Linked DNA regions of Homo sapiens: region 2 is linked to region 1. A link is an interaction called in ENCODE POLR2A ChIA-PET data of the cell type or tissue named here. Cell type or tissue: OCI-LY7. All regions are shown on one strand. Each heading gives the region's core, and the rest is flanking DNA. Links, peaks and the distances in the headings are about the cores only.

Region 1 (5,369 bases), core at 198-5,197:
CCCAGCTAATTTTTTAGTTTTTTACAGAGATGGGGTCAGGATAGGCGCGGTGGCTCACGCCTGTAATCCCAGCACTTTGGGAGCCCGAGGTGCGTGGATAGCGAGGTCAGGAGATCGAGACTATCCTGGCTAACACGATGAAACCCTGTCTCTACTAAAAATACAAAAAATTAGCCGGGCGCTGTGGCGGGCGCCTGTAGTCCCAGCTACTCGGGAGGCTGAGGCAGGAGAATGGCGTGAACCTAGGAGGCGGAGCTTGCAGTGAGCCGAGATCGCGCCACTGCACTCCAGCCTGGGCGACGGAGCGAGATTCTGTCTCCCAAAAAAAAGAGAGAGAGAGAGAGAGATGGGGGTCTTACTGTGTTGCTCAGGCTTTTTTTTTTTCCACGTTGAACAACAAAAGGAATCATGGCCAACATTGTCTGTGTGCGTGCCAGCTCCTGCACCCCTCAGTTGACATGAATTCTCTTGGAATCCTTCTGATGCACCCTGAGCTAATTGTCAAGATTCCCTGTCTGTGAGGTGGAAAATGAGGCTCAAGAAGGGTGATAACCTGACCAGGCCACAGAGCTCAGAGGTGGCAGGGCTGAGATGTCAGCAGGGCTGTGCTCTTACACGCTATCTGACACTACCTGCCCCCCGCCTCCTAACTTTTCTCTATTTTAAACAACTCTATCTGTGAGCATCTATATATAATCCCATTTAGGGCCAATTACAAAAATGTGTGCCTATGGGATGGCCACCAACACATTACACTTTTTTATTTTTGAGACTGTGTCTCGCTCTGTCACCCAGGCTGGAGTGCAGTGGCGGCATCTTGGCACACTGCAAGCTCCGCCTCCTAGGTTCACGCCATCCTCCTGCCTCAGCCTCCCGAGTAGCTGGGACTATAGGCGCCTGCCACCATGCCCGGCTAATTTTTTATATTTTTAGTAGAGATGCAGTTTCACTGTGTTAGCCAGGATGGTCTCGATCTCCTAACCTCGTGATCCACCCACCTCGGCCTCCCAAAGTGCTGGGATTACAGGCGTGAGCCACCGCGCCCGGCCCACATTACACTTTTTCATTAGCTTTTTCTTTTCACTCTTCGTATTGTTTGAACTACTTAATTTTGTAAAATAAACACTCATAATTTATAAGCTAAGGGAAACCAGTAATAAGATTTTATGGAAGAGATAAGTAGCTGCCCCCCATAACCACTCTCCTCTTCTTCCTCAGTAATAGGAGCCCTGCTTTCCAGCAGGGTGCTCAGTTTCCCAGATTAAAGACCACATTTCCCAGCCTCCCGTGCAGCTGGCCATGGCCATGTGAAGACATTCTAGCCAAAGGAATGATTGTTTTATTTTTTTATTTTTGTTTTATTTTTTGAGACGGAGTCTCGCTGTCGCCTAGGCTGGAGTGCAGTGGCACCACCTGGGCTCACTGTAAGCTCCGCCTCCTGGGTTCACACCATTCTCTTGCCTCAGCCTCCTGAGTAGCTGGGACTACAGGCGCCCGCCACCACACCTGGCTAATTTTTTTGTATTTTCAGTAGAGACGGCGTTTCACTGTGTTAGCCAGGATGGTCTCGATCTCCTGACCTCGTGATCTGCTTGCCTTGGCCTCCCAAAGTGCTGGGATTACAGGCGTGAGCCACCGCGCCCAGCCATGATTGTTTTATTTTTATTTTCTCTTTTTTTTTTGAGACTCAGTCTTGCTCTGTCGCCAGGCTTGAGTGCAGTGGCACGATCTTGGCTCACTGCAACCTCTACCTCCCAGGTTCAAGTGATTCTCCTGCCTCAGCCTCCCGAGTAGCTGGGACTACAGGCTTGTGCCACCACACCCAGCTAATTTTTGTATTTTTAGTAGAGATGGGGTTTCACCATATTGGCCAGGATGGTCTCGATCTCTTGACCTCATGATCTGCCTGCCTCGGTCTCCCAAAGTGCTGGGATTGCAGGCGTGAGCCACCGCACCTGGCGGGATGATTGTTGTAAACATCTCTGCTGTGCAATTCCTTCTATCTCATAAGTAGGGAAGCTGATTGCCTAACTGCATGGTGTGGTCTCTTATTTTGCTAAAATACATCTCCAAAAAGCAAAAAAAAAATAAAAGGAATATCTATTTTGCAGAGGAGTAAACAAAGGCTCAGAGCAAAGAAGGTGACTGTCACTAGGTCTAGGCAGGAAGGATAGAACCCAGTGCCAAGCATATTCCCCCGCCACCACCCAGCATCTCCCCAGGGCCTCAAACAGAAGCTGGGCTTTGAAAAAACAGGCCCTGGGGTCCCACTGCCCAGGAATAGCATGTGAACCCACAGGTAAAAGGGTCACCACCAGGCAGTCACAGAAGGACAAATGCTGTCTGATTCCACATACAGGAGCTAACTAGAGTAGTGAAAGAGAGACAGGAAATAGAAAAGTGGCTGCCAGGTGTTGCAAGGAGGAAGAAATGGGAAGCTTGTGTCTGATGGGTATGGAATTTCAGTTTGGGAAGAGTAAATTCTCGGGATGGATAATGGTGATGGGGGCACAACAGTGGAGATGTACTTAATGCCACAGGACTACATACTTAAAAATGGTTAAAATGGGCCAAGCGTGGTGGCTCACGCCTATAATCCCAGGACTTTAGGAGGCTGAGGCGGGTGGATCACCTGAGGTCAGGAGTTAGAGACCAGCCTGGCCAACACGGCAAAACCCCATCTCCACTAAAAATACAAAAATTAGCCAGGCGTGGTGGCAGGTGCCTGTAGTCCCAGCTACTCAGGTGGCTGAGGCAGGAGAATCGCTTGAACCCAGGAGGCAGAGACTGCAGTGAGCCGAGATTGCACTACTGCACTCCAGCCTGGGTGACAAAGTGAGACGCTGTCTCAAAAAAAAAAAAAAAAAAAAAAAAAAAAAAGGTTAAAATGAAAACATAGGTTAAAATGGTAAATTTGATGTTATGTGCAGATGTGGGCTGAATCATGTCTCCCAAAATTCATATGTTAAAGTCTCAACCTTCAGTACCACCGTGACTAGATTTAGAGACAGGGTCCCCCCAACTTTTTTTTGCGATAAGGTCTCACTCTGATGCCCAGACTGGAGTACAGTGGTGTGATCTCGGCTCACTGCAGCTTCAACTTCTGAGGGTCAGGCAGGGCCCAGTGGCTCACGCCTGTAATCCCAGCACTTTGGGAGGCTGAGGCGGGTGGATCATGAGGTCAGGAGTTCGAGACCAGCCTGGTCAACATAGTGAAACCCCATCTCTAATAAAAAAAAAAAAAAGCAAAAATTAGCTAGGCACTGGGTGCAGTGGCTCACGCCTGTAATCCCAACACTTTGGGAGGCCAAGGCGGGCAGATTGCCTGAGGTTGGGAGTTCGAGACCAGCCTGACCAACATGGAGAAACCCCATCTCTACTAAAAATACAAAATTAGCTGGGCATGGTGGCACATACCTTAATTCCAGCTGCTCAGGAGGCTGAGGCAGGAGAATCGCTTGAACCCAGGAGGTGGAGGTTGCAGTGAGCTGAGATCGCGCCACTGTACTCCAGCCTGGGAAACAGAGCGAGACTCCATTACAAAAATAAAAATAGGCTGGGTGCGGTGGCTCACACCTGTAATCGCAGCACTTTGGGAGGCCAAGGCAGGCGGATCATGAGGTCAGGAGATAGAGACCATCCTGGCTAACACGGTGAAACCCCATCTCTACTGAAAATACAAAAAATTAGCCAGGTGTGGTGGCGGGTGCCTGTAGTCCCAGCTACTCGGGAGGCTGAGGCAGGAGAATGGCGTGAACCCGGGAGGCGGAGCTTGCAGTGAGCCAAGATTGTGCCACTGCACTCCAGCCTGGGCGACAGAGCGAGACTCCGTCTCAAAAAAAAAAAAAAATACATAAAATAAAAATAAAAAAATTTCCAAGGCTCAAGTGATCCTCCTACCTCAGCCTCTTGAATAGCTGAGACTACAGGTACGTGTCACCATACCTGGCTTTTTTTTTTTTTTTTTTTTTGAGATGGAGTCTCACTCTGTCCCCAGGCTGGAATGCAGTGGCACGATCTCAGCTCACCGCAACCTCTGCCTCCTGGGTTCAAACGATTCTCCTGCCCTCAGCCTCCTGAGTAGCTGGGACTACAGGCACGTGCCACCACACCCAGCTAATTTTTGTATTTTTTTTGTATTTTTTATTTTTTTTGAGACGGAGTCTTTCTCTGTTGCCCAGGCTGGAGTGCAGTAGCGCGATCTCAGCTCTCTGCAAGCTCCGCCTCCCGGGTTCACGCCATTCTCCTGTCTCAGCCTCCGGAATTTTTTTATTTTTAGTAGAGATGGGGTATCACTATGTTGGCCAGGATGGTCTCGATCTCTTGACCTCGTGATCCACCCGCCTCGGCCTCCCAAAGTGCTGGGATTGTAGGTGTAAGCCACCGTGCCCAGCCAGATTTTTTTATTTTTAGTAGAGACAGGGTCTTACTATGTTGCCCAGGCTGGTCTCAAACTCCTGGGCTCAAGCAGTCCTTCCAACCTGGCCTCCCAAAATGCTGGGATTATGAGGGTGAGTCATTGTGCCTGGCCCAGATAGGGTCTGTAAAAAAGTAAGGTTCAGTGAGGTCATTATGGTGGGTACTAAGCCAGTATGACTAGTGTCCCCATAAGAGGAGCTTAGGACACAGACACACACAGAGGAAAGACCACATGAAGACACAGGGAGAAGACGGCCTTCTGCAAGCCCAGGAGAGAAGCCACAGAAGAAACTGCCCCTGCCCACAGCTGGATCCTGGACTTCCAGCCTTCAGAACTGTAAGACAATGAATTTCCTATTTCAGTTGTTTAAGCTACTCCGTCTATATTACTTGATACAAGGGCCCTAGCAAACTACTTCAGTATTTTTTGTGTTTTTATTTTTTCACAAATCAGGTAGCCCCCCAAAAACCAGAACAGGTTCAGGGAGACTCCCTACTTCAGTATGTTTTACCAGAGTAAAAAAAAGGTTTAGAAAACATTCCATCATACAAAAAAAAAAAGAAAAAAAGCAACTCTACCATACAGTAATGATCACCATCCTCAGCTGATCAGCTGACTTTTCCTTTCTTCCTTATTTTTATTTGAATGTTTTCGGTGAACAAACCCAAGTCCCGTCTGCTCACCTAAACAGCACACCTTTGATGACCTGCCAGGCATTGGGTGCCGGCTGGGCCGGTGGGTTCTGAGGCTGGGTCTCCGCTGGCGGGTCCCTCCCGATGCTGCCATTGCTGGTCACCTGTGGGGGACAGAGGCCAGGGTAAGGAGGGAGAATGGACACGGGGGCTGTCTTAGACACCATCATGCATGAAGGCCAGGCACAGGCTGGGCAAAGAGTGGGTGCTTATCAATAACTGGAGAATGAATCAGTGAAAACACCTGGGAAGGTGCG
Region 2 (5,369 bases), core at 199-5,198, 170 kb before region 1:
CTGACAGCACTCACACCCGCCAGGCCCATCCCCAGCACTTCCAATGCAAATAAACACAGCTTCAATTCCCTGATCACTTCCATCACGGGAGTATTAGTATCCTCCCACTTTAGAGAGGAGACTGGGCACATGGCTCACGCCTGCAATCCCAGCACTATGTGAGGCCAAGACAGGAGGATTGCTTTAGGCCAAGAGTTTGAGACCAGCCTTGCCAACAAAGCCAGTCTCTACAAAAAAAATTTCAGAAAAAAAAAAGAGAGGAGAAAACTGCGGCATGGGGCAGAGGTGCGATAACTTGTCCAAAGTTGCAGGGAGAGCAGCTGGCTGGCCCAGGATGGGCCCCTACACACACCTGTCCATTTAAAATGGTGTGAGGAGGTGGCTAAGAAGAAAATGGCAGCGTGAAACAGTTCATGAGCAGGCGTGGGTCAAAATAACTGACTCTGGCGTACTGAGCACTAACCACATGAGAGATGCTACCCGAGGCATTTCACACCCAGTTCCTCAGTATCTGCACTCAATGCGGACTCACGAGGGGAGGTGATGGGTCCACCACGTCTGACCACAGGGCCAGCTTGGACCCATCTGACTCTGCCATGTCACAGCCCACATGACCCCATGATGGACATGGAAAAGGTCATGTGATGCCCAGTGTCTCCTTTAAGGCAGCAGGAAGCAGGTGATCTTTGTCAGTCACGGCTTCCAGGCAGAGTGACTGAAGTCTCATAAAGGGGTGGGTCCCCAGGATCCAGGGGAGCATAGCCACAGGACCCCTATTCCACAGGCAAGGCCAAACAGCCATGGCAGGACTGTAGTTCATTCAAAGGCTTTGGTGTAGGGCCTGGGCTGGAGCTCAGAGCCAGGTTCCAAAGGGAAGGGCTGCGCAGTGGTTAGGGCACAGCTGTGGCCCTGAGGGATGGGGCTGGGATCTTTGCTGTCTCTCTCACACACTCAGTGACCTTAGGTGGGCTTCACAGCATCTCACAGGTCCCACCTGAGATATAGAGTCTTGCAATATGGTTAAGAACGTGAATTCTGGGCCGGGCGCGGTGGCTCACGCCTGTAATCCCAGCACTTTGGGAGGCTGAGGAGGGCAGATCATCTGAGGCCAGGAGTTCGAGACAAGCCTGGCCAACATGGTGAAACCCCGTCTCTACTAAAAATACAAAAATTAGCTGGGTGTTGTGGCGCATGCCTGTAACCCCAGCTACTCAGGAGGCTGAGGCAGGAGAATCACTTGAACCCGGGAGGTGGAGGTGGAGGTTGTGGTGAGCTGAGATCGCACCACTGCACTCCAGCCTGGGCAACAAGAGTGAAACTCCTTCTCACGGACACACAAAAAGAACATGAGTTCTGGGGCGAGACTGCCTGGAGTCAAATCCTAGCGCCCAACTCAAACTCTTGAGCAAAGCAATGTGACCCGTGCCTCAACTGTTTTATCCCTAAAATGGGGATGAGTGTAACTAACTCCCAGGGTCGTGTGGCGAGTGAGTGAGTTAGTAGGGTCCCTCCCTGGAACCAGTGCTTAGCACACACATATACATGCTCACTTGGTCCAGGGGTAGTGGCTCATGCCTGCAATCCCAGCACTTTGGGAAGCCAAGGCAGGAAGTTCCTTTGAGCCCAGGAATTCGAGACCAGCCTGGGCAACATAGGGAGACCTTGTCTCTACAAAAAACTAAAAAATCAGTTGGGCATGGTGGTGCGTGCCTGTAGTCCCAGCTACTTGGGAGGCTGAGGCAAGAGAATCACTTGAGGCCAGGAGTTCGAGACCAGCCTAGGCAACATGGTGATACCATCTCTGCCAAAAATTTAAAAATTAGCCAGGCGTGGTAGTGTGTGCCTGTAATCCCAGCTACTCGGGAGGCTGAGGCGAGAGGATCACTTGAAACCAGGAGTTCAAGACCAGCCGAGCAACAAAGTGAGACCCTGTCTCTACAAAACAAACAAAAAATACAAAAATTAGCACATGCCTGTGGTCGCAGTGACTTGGGAGGCTGAGATGGGAGGATAGCTTGAGCCTGGGAGTTTGAGGCTGCAGTGAGCTGTGATTGTGTCGCTGTACTCCAGCCTGGGCAATAGAGTGAGACTCTCTTAAAAAAAAAAGAAAAGAAAAAATACGTAACTGCTCCTTAGCTTTTACATTCCTCTTGTTTTTCCAGCATGCAGTAAATCCACCATGTGCACACAAGTATGTGGGGGTGGGCACGTGTGTGAGTGTGGGTCTCAAGGTCAGGGCTCAGATGCATTTGCTCAAGTCCAAGGCTCTGAAGGCCCATTAAGCAGGGACCAGAATTCAAGTGGCTGTCAGAGAGGAGGACAGGTGTGTTCAAAACACATGTGTTTGGGTGTGTGAGTATTTTCTACAAAGCAGGCATGTGTTGGGGATGGATCTGCAGAGGTAACGGCTTGGAATAAGAAGACCTGAGTTCCATCCCTGGCCTGCCGAGGCTGTGTTAAATGACCACAGCAACCTCTTTCCCTCCCTGAAAGGGACACCTGTGGGGTCGCAGGCAACAAGGGACGTGAGAGCACCCATGAAGTAGCTGGCACCAGTGTCACAGTGTGGCTTAGTCAGCAGGAGACACAAATGGAGAAAAACGTGATGATGGTGGTGGTGATGGTGGCAGCCACTTCCCGGTATCAGAAACTTACTCTGTGTAATGCATAGTGCTAATAAGCACTTTCTAAAAAACAAAGGGGTCAAGGTCTTGCTATATTGCCCAGGCTGGTCTTGAACTCCCAGGCTCCAGCAATCCTCCTGCCTCAGCCTCCCAAAGTGCTGGAATTACAGGCGTGAGCCGCCTCACCCAGCTCCTAAGTACTTTCCATGCACAATTTCACTTGGCCAGCTCAGCACCCCTATGATGCTGGCATAACTAGACCTCCATCTTATCAGGGAAGCAATCTGGGAGAAGAAAAGACACCTGCCCAAGGGATGGAGCCTGGAAGTGGCAGGACTGGAACACACCCCAGGACTGTCTTGACCTGAAACCACAGCACAGCTCAACTCTCGGCTCCCTTGTCTGGCCTGAGGAGGGGAAGGGCTGGGGCGGAGGCAGGGTGTGGGGAGCCCTGGGTGGGATGGTGAAAGGCATGAGCTCCAGGGAGAGATGCTGCTGTGCAGCAGCTGGCGGGCAGGGCCTTGCTGCTGCAGGGATGGGGCTCTGCCGCTCGCCCAGCAGGTGGCAGCCAGCTCCCCAGGGAGAGGATGAAGGGCAAACAGAGCTTGCCTCCCACTCCCGCCGGCTGTGGCCCTCACAAAGGGACAGAGAGAAACCTGACGCCGGGCATCAGGTGACAGGCAGAGAGATGTCTGTCTGGCATTTGCACACAGGTGCAATGGTACCCAAGAGATGCAAGGACAGGTTGGGCATCAGGGGGCGGTGATGACTCACACCATCCGTGCCAGCCTGGAGCAGGGCGGGGGAAACAGACACAGTCATCCAAGTGGGAGTCAAAACACCAGGAAGCAACACTGTGCGGGCTGGGGGACACAGTGGGAGGGTGTCAACTCTCAGAGGAGGGATGGGGAGGGAGGAAGTCCAGACAAGCCTGGAGCAGGAATATTTAGGGCTGCTCCGTAACAACCATGCTACCTCTGGCTGGAAATGACCTTCCCATGCCCCAGTGTCCACCACATGAAATCGGGACGTCTGCGAGCCAGGTTCACAGAGCACCAGAGTCAGGAGGTCCTAGCTAGGGCCCAGGGGCCCAGATTTTAACAGGTCCCCATATGACTGTGATGGCAACCAGGCTCAGAATAACCACGCTTTGCAATGCAGGTGTTATTTTGTTATTTTGGAATGAACAGAAAGGAGCCAGGGTGAGCTGGCCTTGAAAGGAGTGTTCCCAGAGGCCCCACCGGGCTCAGGTCTGGGTCTTCATTCAGGAGGCCCACTGCGCAGTCCCTGTGCAAACCCCGTGGCAGGCAGCAACCACTGGGGCAGGCTTAAGTGTGACGGTGGGAGCAGGCTCGGCGCCAAAGCACACCGGGAGGGGAGCACTGGGGATGATGTGGGACGGTGACCCCGTGGACCCTGGTGAGGACTTCGCTCTCATTCTGCAGGAGACCGGAGCCACTGGGGGCGAGGGGCAGAGCAGCAACAGGATGGATTCAGGCTCATGGGAGGATTGTATTCTGCAGGAGTGGGGTCCCCTGTAGTACTCACGGGGAGGGGACCTGATCGTGCAGGTTGGCAGTCAGGAATGGCACACCAGATTGCCATCTTGGATGGTGACAGCCTCACCTGTCCCTGGGTTTTGGCAGCTGAGCCCCCGCTAGTGCTCCAGCTCCAAGAGGGGTTGTGGGACACAGGCGAGTCAATGCCTGCAGCCCAGGCATCCCCCTGCTTGGCACCCTGCTGGTTAGGTCCTGTGCTGCCTGGACCCCACAGAAGCCCCCCAGCCACCCCAAGAGACATCCTTTTACTATCCCCTTTTCAGAGTCAAGGCTCACAGAGGCAAGAGTACAGACTAAAAGGCCCAGGTCTGCCTCGACTATTATTGTTTTTTTCCATATTAAACTTGTAGTTTTATTCAGGTTTGATTTTAACAAATGTGTTGGGGAGAGAGACCGCAGGGAAGGGTAAAGCCCATGGGGGCAGGACCCCTCCCCGCTCCTCCTTTTCCCTCCCCATCTAAAGGGGTTTGGGGAGAGGCACAGGTACGGCAGGGGGCTGGCCTTAGTCTGTGGGGGTCGTGCTTAGGGTATAGGACCATGGGGAACAGGGGACCAGACCAGGGGTGAGTGGGGAGGGCACAAGGACCATGTGCCAGAATCCACCGCTTTCTGATTCCAGATTGAATTAAAATAAATAAATAAGGCCGGGCTCAGTGGCTCACACCTGTAATCCCAGCACTTTGGGAGGCCGAGACGGGCAGATCACGAGGTCAGGAGTTCAAGACCAGCCTGGCCAACATAGTGAAACCCTGTCTCTACTAAAAATACAAAAATTAGCCTGGCATGGTGGCACGTGCCTGTAATCCCAGCTACTCGGGAGGCTGAGGCAGGAGAACTGCTTAACCCAAGAGGTGGAGGTTGCAGTAAGCCGAGATGGTGCCCCGTGCACTCCAGCTTGGGCAACAGAGTGAGACTCTGTCTCAAATAAATAAACCACAAGCATCGCCCACCGTCTCCCCCCAACCAGGGCTGTAGTGCGAGCAGGGAAAAGGATGGCAGCTTCACCAAGGCCATGGCTTTGCTTGTTCCTGGCCAAGGGAGCTAGGTGAAGGGCAGGGGCTCCCCGACAGATTGAAGGGGTGGGAAAAACAAAATAAAACATCAAATACATTGTGTAGGAAGAGTCCAGCCTACAGAAGGCCAGAGGAGGGGGCCTCTGCAGTCTCAGAAGATCACTGCTGCCACC

What was found. Peaks named below come from ENCODE experiments on the same cell type or tissue, not always from the same donor. Only the 100,000 strongest peaks of a DNase experiment are listed, where the experiment ranks them.
Region 2: POLR2A ChIA-PET joins it to region 1 with 8 read pairs; 3 of 35 experiments call an interaction of 5 or more read pairs at or near these places.

Annotation. Positions count from the first base shown.
Region 1 is chr19:44,961,810-44,967,178 of GRCh38, reverse strand. CLPTM1 (CLPTM1 regulator of GABA type A receptor forward trafficking) reads right to left here. Exons shown (of 14, transcript NM_001294.4): 2 at 5,104-5,216. Among named protein-coding and RNA genes, the nearest start is that of CLPTM1, 9.1 kb to the right of the region's middle. RefSeq lists a silencer at 5,293-5,369. In OCI-LY7, for the core only: no CTCF peak of the experiment used is centred there; no DNase peak of the experiment used is centred there; H3K4me3 peaks cover 396 bases; H3K27ac peaks cover 815 bases.
Region 2 is chr19:45,129,053-45,134,421 of GRCh38, reverse strand. All of the region lies in intron 1 of PPP1R37 (protein phosphatase 1 regulatory subunit 37), which reads right to left. It also overlaps the pseudogene EIF5AP3. Among named protein-coding and RNA genes, the nearest start is that of NKPD1, 29 kb to the left of the region's middle. RefSeq lists a silencer at 3,877-4,171 and an enhancer at 4,192-4,693. In OCI-LY7, for the core only: CTCF peaks have their summits at 2,983 and 3,182 (motif pointing right); a DNase peak (open chromatin) is centred at 3,201; H3K4me3 peaks cover 1,155 bases; H3K27ac peaks cover 2,864 bases.